Linked DNA regions of Homo sapiens: region 1 is linked to region 2. Evidence: read pairs that join two places in POLR2A ChIA-PET (ENCODE). Cell type or tissue: MCF 10A. All regions are shown on one strand. Links, peaks and the distances in the headings refer to the core of each region. The heading gives the core; the rest is flanking DNA.

Region 1 (5,375 bases), core at 260-5,259, 82 kb after region 2:
GTGTGTATACCCACAGAAGCAAACAGGTTGGAAGTGGCCTTATTGTATCTGATTAAACCCTTCACCATCCTCAAGCCCCACAGATATTGAAGTTTCAACAACTTGGCAATTGTTTGGGGTCCAGTCTCCTCCACCCACTTTCAGCCCTTACCACTGCAATTTCCACCCAAGATTCACAGATCCTTCATGAATATACTCACCAGAATCATCTCATAACCCAAAAGGCCTGTATCTTCCCATTTCCCAAGATGAAGAAAGCATACCTGGGGCACCAACCGCTTCTTTCCTTTGCCTTAGAGAATAGAAGGGAAAAAATCCTATTCTGTCTGACCTGAGAGCAATTGCCAAATAAAGAAACAAAGCATAAGACATTCTTTTTCTACTAGGGCAATCTTGGGGCCTGGTTCAGCATTTGGGAAGACCCTAATTGTTACCCTTACATTTGATTCTAAAAAGTCTGAAACAGCAGACCATGGGAAATTTCCTAAAATTCTAGAATCCCTTAAAAAAAAAAAAAACTCATGTAATAGTACTCATAAAGTCTACTCATGATTCTCCAACCTCCAGGCTGGACTGGACTTAGCCCAGCCTAAAAGATGAAAGTGTGTGTGTGTGTTACATATAGATAACATATGTGTTATATATAGGTATTACACATAACATCTATATAAAAGTATACTTTTTTTGGTCCACATTAAAAGGATTCAACAATCTTTTTTTACTAACCCCAGACATCATACTTCCAAAAGCACATCTTTAAGATCCTGCTACTGAAATTTGAATTTGTTGTCTAAGCTCATTAGAGATGAAAAACAACTGCTCGTCATTTACAATTCATCAGCTGGTTCGGAGTAAGAAAATCTCTCTCTCTTTCTCTCTGTCTCTCTGTCTGTCTGTCTGTCTCTCTCTCTCTCTCTCTCTCTCTCACACACACACAGAGAGAGAGAGAGAGAGAGAGAGAGAGAGAGTGCGAGAGAGACCATTATACCCCAGCCTTATTTCTAACTTAAATTCTAACATTAGATTTGATGCAGATATTTTAGCTGCTAACAGGAAGTGTTATCTCCTTTTCTATGAGATGCCTGGGCTTCCCTAAAGTGGTGCTCATCTTTTTTTTTTTTTTTTTTGGCTATAAATATATGAAAGAGTCTGTCAAGAGTGCCTGCAGGGAATGAAAGTGAAAGTGCAGTAAAGAGCAAGTTTATGAGTTGGCAGCTTGAGTGACTGGCTCCTAAACAGGGACCCATCTGTTCTGGGGTTGCCTTGTGATTCTCTCTCGTGGATGCCGTGCCTGCCTGGAGTCCTCACATGCAGGTGGCCAGCTGACAAGGGATGACACTGGTGAGCCTGCCGGTGTGTCCAGACCCTCTTAGGTGGGTTTCTGTGCAGAATTTCCCCCAGATCCGGCTCTTCAGAAATTGTCAGTAGTAAATTATCCTTAGTAAATGTGGACATGCCACTTTAGAAATCATGTGACTCCAAAACCCATGACTATTTCCAACTCCAGCTTTTGAGAACCAAATGCCTTCTCAAGTCTCTTCAAGCCCAGAAGGCAGGCTTTACCTCATCTCTAAAGAATCTACAAAGTTGGAGCTAAAAAAAAAAAGATTTTTTCACAGGTTGCTTTATTTTATTTTCTATTTACCCTCCCACAAGCAATGACATGCTTGACATGTCCGTTACATGTCAAGCACTGGCAGAAAGACTGGGGAGATGGAGGTGAGTAAGATGCAGCCTAATCCTCAAGAAGCTCACAGCCCAGTGAGGAAAGCAAATCAAGAAATTGTAATTCTGTGTGTCAAAAGCAATCATGGGTGAATATTCATAACTCATCCTGAAGCCAGTGCAGGGGCAGGGGCAGGGACGGCCTTGCAGAGAAGAAACTGGGCTGAGTTTGAAGGCTGATTAAGAGGTAATCAATTATTAATTCTCAGAGAAGGTGATGATTTAAAAAAACCAAAAAAGTAAAAGAAGAGGTAATCAACTAAAAGAGGGGCTGAAGCAGGGCAGCAGCAGGAGGAAGACAGGCAGGAGTGTGTGTTTCTAATAGACGGAAAAGCATGTTCAAAGGGCCAGAGGCAGATCCTGTAAGGGAGAGGGCATCTCAGAGTTAACCATACATTCAGTATGGCTGGACTATTATGTGCAAGAACCACAGAGTTCAGAGGGAGGTAGGCAAGGGCCAGATGCTGAACGGCTTGCAAGTGGGGCCCAGAGAAAAGAGGCAACAGCCCGAGCCACACCATGACAAGAGGTGGCCACAGGAGATTCCCTGTGTGAGGCTGTGCCGGCATTGCACAAGGCTTCTTAATTATTGCATTTGCCATTAGGAGGACAATATTTTTGTCATTGAACATGTCCTACACCTTGTAGGAAATCCAGCAATCCTGGCCCCTGGCATCAATGCCAGTAACACCCTCTGCAGGCCCTGTAGCAGCATCAGCCCCCAGACATTCCCAGAAGTTCCCCCTAAGAACCACTGCCCAGGAGAAGGGGACAGAGAAAGGGGAGCCTCCTATGAGAATTCCCCTAGTGATTCCCTGTGGAGGTGGTTCCCACATCATCACTGCCAGGGGCTACCAGGCTCATCTGCCCGAGGAGAGAAGGAGAAAGAGGAGATTGGCACAGTGGGGTGGCCCTTTGACCTCTGGTGGAAAATCAGCATCTAGTCATGGAGCTCCATAAATCAATCTGTCTTTCTCACTGTCTCTCTCTCATGGTCCTTCCCAAAGCCCCTCCCTACCAAGACTTTCTTTTTTGGTTTTGTTTTCCAAAGCAACATGGCATTCACGCAGGGCCTGGTAATGAAATGAGATTAAAAAAAAAAAAAAACAGAGCAAGTGTTTAGAGTATTGCTGGGAGGGCTTGATCCACCTTCTGGAAAGCCTAGCTCAGTCGGGGCTGGGAAGCTGAAGCTGCTGATAACGGATGCCCCAGGCATCGGCATCAGACAATGCAAGGGGCCGAGTATCTGGAGCTGGGGAACAAGATGAAACCCAGAGGTAGGGGTGCCAGGTTGGGGACAGGGACACGTGGAGGCTCTTTTATCCAGTGTCTCAGGAGATAAAATCCACAGCTTGCCACACTGTGCTTGAAAATTAATTCCTGAATTGTAACACACACAGCAGATACAGGACAACTTGTGGGACGGGGATGACAATATCAAAGCCCAGGAGCTAAGAGCGATTCCATTTTCCCTGCCCATTCCACGGGCCTTACATGAGGTAATATCCTGCTCTTGGGCAGCTCACCTGATACAAGAGGGGCCTGCCTGTCCCAGGCACATAGGACAGCATGAACAGGGGACAGATGGAGCCTCTTCGTTTGTTCCCCCAGGACTGTCCCCAGCTGGTGCCCACAGAGGAGATCTTGATTCCAGTCGGGGAGGTAAAGCCAATCACCCTTAAGGCGCGAAATCTGCCCCAGCCGCAGTCCGGCCAGCGAGGCTATGAGTGTGTCCTCAACATACAAGGAGCCATCCACCGGGTCCCCGCTCTGCGCTTCAACAGCTCCAGCGTTCAGTGTCAGAACAGCTCGGTAAGAAAACGCAGGCTGGGCCCTGCCTGGAGCAGGGCTTCCTCTCACACTCGTGCTGGGGCCTCAGTATGGCCAGCCCTGGCTTCCGGAGCCTTCCAGGTTCACAGGCTGAGCCCACATCCCCAGGGATGCAGGAGCCAGCCAGCACCCCAGCCGCTCAGCCAGAGCAGGGCAGGTGACTGGTGCCAGAGGAGACAGTTCCGTGAGGACCCTCATGGCAGACACTGAGATCTTTGTGCCCTTTCTGAAGTTGATTTTTTAAATTTTAAATTTTTTTATTTTTAATTTTTGTGAGAACACAGTAGGTGTATGTATTTATGGGCTACATGAGATGTTTTGATACAGGCGTGCAATGTCAAATAATCACATCATGGACCTTTCTGAAGTTGAAAGAGCACCTCTTTGTCTTCAGTGAAACTTGAACCAGAGCGAGTCAACTCCACCCTACACCCCATTCCACATCCCCATTCAGGGAGTGAATAACCAGGAGGGTGCTCCACAGGCAAAAGCTGGAGAAGAGAGGGACAGGAAGTGAGATGGGAGGAGGGGAGGTGGGAGGGGAGGGGTAGGAGGAAGCAGTGAATTTCAGGAGCAGCAAGGGTTAAACCAATCCAGAATGGCAGACAGAGAGCATGAGGTGTTTAATTATAATACTAACCCCAAGAAGATCTTTTTATCTGCCAGCTCCCTGTCTCTGACTGTGGGGGGTCAGCTGGAGATGAGGGAGGGGAGGATGTGACAAAGGTGTTGAGGGAAGCTAATTCGCCTGGGAGAGATAAAGGGAATCTGGGCCTCTTATCAGGGAGCTGTCAGATTCCCAGGTCACAGGCGCTTGATAGATAGAATTTGTAATCGGTGGAAGGCCGCCAAGCGCAAGGGGAAGGCAGGATGAGAAAGAAAAGGGACACAACAAAGGGAGGCAGTGGGCAGGGGAGGGCGGGAGCAGAAGGCTGACAGTGACATGCCCTTCAGAGCTGAAGAGTGGGGGGTCGGGAAGATGCCCCGAGGTCTCCATCACAGGGTGCCAGGACTGGCCACCCAGGGGTGTTATTTCTGAAGTGTGAAGGGGCTAAATGTCTTCTGTGGGATCAGCACAAGAGAGAAAGTCATAGACTCCTGGCCACAGCTAGAGGACTTTAACGATAGGGCTGATGAGATCTGTGCCCGGAAAGCTGTGGGCTGATGAGGTCTGTGTCCGGAAAGCTGTGGGCACTTCTCCCTAGTGGACCATTGGCTAAAGTAAGGCTCGTGCGGAAATAGAGGGCCACCGCAGGGGTTGGCCAGGTGACTGCTCGATGAGACTCTCGGCCTTACAAGAGTAGTAAGAGGGCATTAGCTCTGCCTCTGGAGACACATGGACTTTTTAGGGAGACACGTGAAAAGAGGCACAGCAGATCCTGGAAAGTGCCAGTGCAAGACAGAAAGTGGCAACACCAGGGGATGGACAGTTTGAGGCAGATCTGCAGGGTTGTGGGAGAGGACTCCTGGGGAAAGTAGAGCTGAGCTGGGCTAGAAGAATACGGGTGGGTTAAAAGGATGGAGGTTGTAGGGAGACGGTTGCATTCCTTATGAGATAGGAACTCAACAAAGACAGAGAGGGGCTTAAGAAGATGTGTTTGGAGAAAGGTAGATTCAAAGCTTTCCACGGGAGAGCAGTGGAGGAGAAAGCTGGAGGAGTCAGTTTGCATCCGATTATGCAGGGCACTGAATGCCAAGCTAGGAGGCTTGGGTGGGATTCTCTTGGCATTAGTGACTGGGATTCAGGGAAAGAGCGTCATAATAATCTGAGCAGCATGCAGGGTTTGTCTGCATCCCTGACCCCTGTGATAGAGAGCCAC
Region 2 (5,375 bases), core at 276-5,275:
GACATTTAGGAAGGGAGCATTAAGTTTGGACTTTGAAACTTTTTCTTAATAGTCAATACAGATTTTAGAGTTCATCCAATCTAAGTCATCTTTTTTTTTTTTCATTTTATAAACTCAAGACTGTAGAAGATAAGTGATTTGCCCAAGGCTATACTTGATTTGCACCATAATCGGGGCTAGAATCCAGGTTCCCTGGCTTTCTCAGATTGGTTATCTTGTCTGCTGATAGAAGCCCCTTTTCTCACCTGTTGAACATGCTGTCTCTTTTCTTCTGCCCCAATCTTTCTTCCACTCCAGAATCTCTCCCTGTGGACCCCAGTGTGACTTTCCCATCCAAGTCTTCTGATTTCCTGGTGCTCCAGCCCTTTGTCCACTTGCCCACCAGGCATACCTTCTAGGACAGGGGCTCTGTTTATTCCCAAACAGGGCCACGTACACCCAAAATAGACTTTTGGGTGCAGCAGTAATTTGCCCTGGGGCTAGGTCCCAGCAACATCAAGTCTGCCATGGAAGACAGAGAAATATTCATGACGAGTTAAAGTTATGCCCACAGACAAGGCTGATGGTCCAGACTTGCTGATCATGTGTGACCCGTCCGAACTCTCCCTGTGTCTTGTCATCACTCCGTTAATCTGCACTTGTTTATCGGTTTTTGAATGTGTGTCCTGTCTGCATCTACAACGTGTGCCTGTCACCTCCTGCCTGCCCTTGACTCCCAAAGGTCAGCCTCAGAGCCTCTTTTTCCCTTGAGCTCTCTCTGGGGCACACAGAGGAGCTCAGTGCAGGGAGGAGTCTGCCTTTACCCCAGCCCAGCTGTTCCATGTTCAATAACTTGGTCTGAGAGCATCCACAGGCCAGAGTGAGGACAATCAAGACCCTCTCTAGGGAGTTCATGAAAAAGAGTGCAAGCCGGGTGGATGATCAGCTTGGCCTTATAGAAAACCATCGAAGGGCAGGGTATCTTTTGAAATGAATATGGGGGTGGAGTTGAGAGTCCGTGATCCTGGAGAAGCCTGGTATTCTGACTCCCAGAGGTCCTGCTTCTTGTGCCTGCTGAGAAGTCCTGTTTCTCTGGCCTCATGTCCTGGTTGAGATTGGGTCTCACTGGGATAGCATGACCTGGCCACAGATGGCTCATTAGAACTGTGTTGAGCCATCAGTCTCTCAGGAGCACTACCTGTCATTCTAAAAAAAAAAAAAAAAAAAAAAAAAAACCCCGCATACTCTTTGTCTTCTTTTTGTCTTTATTTTCCCTTTTAGAGACTCCCTAGTCTCTGAGGGCCTGCTGAAAGCAGCAGATAGAACATTTGAGGCAGACACCTGAGTTTATATCCCAGGCTAGCTGTATGCCTTGAGCAATGCACTTAAGCTCTCTGAGCCTATTTGTTCTTCTGCAAAGTGGGGGCAATAGACTCCCCCTCATGGCATTATTATACAAATTGAATAAGAGATGGAATATCATTCATTTATTCAGTAAATATTTCCTGAGCACCTCCTATGTGTTGGTCACCCTCCTAGATGTTAGGAATACATCAGTGAACAAAACAGATCAGCACCTGTTGCATTCTAGTGCCCTGTTTTAAATTGGAATGTGTGTATTTTAACTGAAATCTGAGGGAAGGTATTGCTACATCCTCATAGTCCATTCCTCTTCTCTGGACAGAATACCTCTACTCGCTATCCAGATGTGGCTATATATGAAGAGGGGAAAAGAGAGGGAGACAAATATGAACATTTAAGGAGAACCACTTCTCCTAAATTACACCTTTTAGTTCTCACCAATGGTGTAGGTATCGCTGTCCCTACTTTCCACATAAGTAGATGAAAGCCCTAGAAGCTTGCGGAACTTGCCCAAGGTTTCACAGCCCATGAGTAGCAAAACCAGGATTTGAACCACAGTCTTCTGACTCTAAAGACCTGCCTTTGGGTTCCATCAAGCTGCTGCATATAGCACATTCACTTTGTCACCCATCTCAGTATTAATAACTCTGGGACCCCAAGCCAGAGAGCAATTCTGTAATGGATTTGTGTTGGGTGGGGTGAGGAGTGGCAAATGGGGGGTCAGCATGCAGGTGCTTGTGTTTGTGTCTGCTGAGTCTGTGTATGTGTGTGGGGTTTCAACGACAGGGATCTCAGTAGGGAATTGGTATTTGGGCTGCTAAATAACCACAATTTGTATTAAGCAGAAACATAGTCATTATGCACCACGTGCGGGCTGCTGCTGCTCACTCCCGTTAGGGAAGAGCGCAGCTGATGGCACTTTGGCCTGTGGTCTTGTGAAAAGCTTCCACCAGGGGTCCTGAGATGGCCTTCTGGGGACAGGATATTGGGAGGAGGTGGTAGGGGAGTAAGAAGAGCAGGGCGCTAGGGCATATGGACCTCAATTTCAGGAGACGTGCTCCTTGCCTCCTACCTCTATGGGCCTCTCATCAGTAAGGCCATTCTGGTTCTCATTAACGCAAGTAAATACGCATCCCAGCACTGGGCAGGGGACACGTGTTGATATTTAATTATATAGTGTGCACTGAGCATATTATGGCTCCTCCAGGGAATGGCAGCTGCAGACAATGAGGTGCAATGGAGTACATTCAAAACTACTTAGTTAATTAATGCATTAGCGGCCCACTTTGCTGTGAGGGGGGTGTGGGAGAGAGGGCAGAGATTTTCCTGGTGTTCTTTTCTCCCTTCCTGTTCCTCTCTTCCTCTCAGCCTTTTCTTCCAGAAAATATAAAATCGCCATAGTCAGGGGAGTCCTCATTAGGAGCTGTGGTCCAAGATTTACTGAGAGAATAAGGTTAAAATTCAGCACTGAGATAAGTGAAGCTTGGAAATCATACATGGATTTCCTTTGCCTAGTTGATGCTTATCCCCAGCAACCTAGAGAGGCTGGCAGTCAGCAAACTGACATTCCAACGTAGCCCCAAGCTCTGCTCTCTATTTTGGGAACTCCCTCTCTCATTCAGTAGCCCCAGGTGCAGACTCAGGTGCGGAGTTGCAGCAACACACAGAATTCCATTGTGCTGAGAGCTTCATGGTTTGGAGTGAGGAGGAAGGAGTGCTATGCCTAAGCCAGGTGAAGTGTGAGGAACCGAAACCAGAGGTTTAGAATCCATCTATTTACAAAGAGACCCTTCCTTCTAGGTTTCTTTCAATATGTGTTTCCCCTCTCCTCCCACTCCACATGGCACCTTTAATTCTTACATCAATGCATGAAGTTCTCATTCTGTGTTCTTTGCGGTTTTCATTGTTATAAACTTTGTACATTTGTTGATTTTCCTTTCCTCACCCTGGAACCCATGGACTTTATCTCTCATTCTTTTGAACTCAGAGGCATTTTCCAAACTGCTCCATGTGCATTTGTCATTAAGCCTCTTAGTTACCTGTATTGCTCCCTCTCAAAACAAGCTGCTAAGGTCAAAGACTAGATCATACTCAGCATTCTGTGCATAGCACCATACTTTGCACAGGAGGCATTCAAGCTGTATTTGAATGCCTTCCTTATTGGATCTTCAGGAAGTACCTGCAGGTCAATGATCATGTCTTTTTGTCTTTTGGGATCCCTGCTGCCAGCTCAGTGGGCTGAGCCTGCTGAGGGTTCCAGCAATGCAGACCAGTTGGCTGCCTTAGGTCCAAGCCAGCCTAACATCTGCTCTTAGGACAGTCACCTAAGCCAGAAATCTCTCGGAGAGAAGGTGTGTTGTAGCAAATCTGTGACTGGGAATGGAACTCCCATCACTAGTTGCTGATGTTATCGAGATTTTTTTCCCTTTTTCAAAATCTCACTATTGTGGTTGATTCCTTTCTGTGTTGTGTTTAATGTGAGAAACATAATCTGCCCTTATGATTTCTTTGTAAAGGTGGGGTGGTGGGGAAGGAGGGGTTCCCTTTTCAGAGTTCTCTCTCCTTGGACAATTAGAGATGAGGCCTACGCATGGGAAGTAACTCTCAGTTCATCGGTATGGAAGAAAGAGCCCTCAGCTGTAGCAGGAAGTCAAACCTTAGTGGGGACCTTTCTGAGCAGGAGGGAGGAGTACAGTAAGCACTGAATCAGCTTGCCAATGGGAGTTGTAGAACATTTGTTCTCTCTGATCAAAAAATGAGACCCAGATGTCCTGGCCCACGTGGGAGAGGATGAAGTCACCGGAGGCTTGAGGCCGCTCTCAGTCCTGGAACTCTGTAGTTCTGAGGTGAGGCAGGGACGCCACTGCTCAAGCTGCCTTCTGGTCCTGAGGGAGTGGAGACCAGGGACCCCAAGACCAGCTTAGGGTTGGACCAGCCCCAGACCACATAGGGGTAGCTGGGCTTGCGGGGTTTTGAGACAGATGAAGTTGAAAGAGGCTATTGACGAAAGCTGCCCCGTTGTTGTTTTCCTAATGGGAGGGTTAAGGCGAACAAAATCGTGGAGAGAATGGAGGATACAGGAAGAGCCCTAGAGAGGACATCAGAAAGCCCTTACTGAAGTCCACGCTGCCACTTCCTAGATGTGTGACTTTGGGCAAGTCTCATAAACTCTCAGAGCCTTGTTTCCCCAAATATAAAACCGGGGTAGTAATCCTCACCTCACAGGCATGCTGTGAGGGTGCAATGAGGTATTCTATGTAGAAACACTCAGACACAGTACAAACATTCTCTAAACACAGGGTACTATTATTTCCTCCCCTCTGAGACTTACTTCCTTTTCCTGGGTAAGAGAACATAAGCTATAAGATGAATGAGGGCTTGGGTGCACCCACCAGAGATCTGCTGGCATGCCAAGGATGCCCAAGCTCCAGGCTGAGAAGGAGGGAGGCCAGGTGACTGCCATGGTCCTCATTTGCTACATGGCTCCCCAGGCCTTAGAAAAGAGGCAACATTAATCCCTCCATCTCCACAGGCCTTTGCCAATCATTGCGGCAAATTCAAACAGGGGGCACAAGAGAAGCGGAGGGTCCAGCAGCTTTGGTTCCGTCCCTGACTTCCCGCCTCAGAGGCCTCTCATCACTGTAATTCCCCTGGCAAGGCCCCCACCTAAGCCTCTTTGCTAACAGAGTATTTTTAACCTGCCACCTCCTTGCAGCTTTGCCGATCTGCAGACAAGGGTCCCGGCGAGATAAGAGAATCCGTTAGTGCCGCTAGAGTCAGGCAGCGCCTGCTAAGTACTTCCTCAGGAGCTCCCTCCTCTGCCCCCAGGGAGCCGCTGCCGGACTGACGCCCAGGGATCTGAAGGCGAGGAGGGCTGGGTTTGGCACCTGCATGAAGGGAGCTCCAGCTTCTTCACTCAGCCCAGCCTCTAAAACAGAGTTTGTTTTCTCTATCTTAGGTGTTTTCAAAGATGGTCCCTGCCCTGGCTTTTTAAGGAGCCAAATTATTCCACTTCTAAGGGTATCAGATACTTT

The links. ChIA-PET counts read pairs that join two places held together with the same protein. Peaks named below come from ENCODE experiments on the same cell type or tissue, not always from the same donor. Only the 100,000 strongest peaks of a DNase experiment are listed, where the experiment ranks them.
Region 1: POLR2A ChIA-PET joins it to region 2 with 5 read pairs; 3 of 35 experiments call an interaction of 5 or more read pairs at or near these places.

What each region holds. Positions count from the first base shown.
Region 1 is chr1:208,082,542-208,087,916 of GRCh38, reverse strand. It overlaps PLXNA2 (plexin A2), which reads left to right. Exons shown (of 32, transcript NM_025179.4): 10 at 3,337-3,537. Among named protein-coding and RNA genes, the nearest start is that of LINC02767, 130 kb to the right of the region's middle. In MCF 10A, for the core only: no CTCF peak of the experiment used is centred there; no DNase peak of the experiment used is centred there.
Region 2 is chr1:208,164,564-208,169,938 of GRCh38, reverse strand. All of the region lies in intron 3 of PLXNA2 (plexin A2), which reads left to right. Among named protein-coding and RNA genes, the nearest start is that of PLXNA2, 77 kb to the left of the region's middle. In MCF 10A, for the core only: no CTCF peak of the experiment used is centred there; a DNase peak (open chromatin) is centred at 2,978.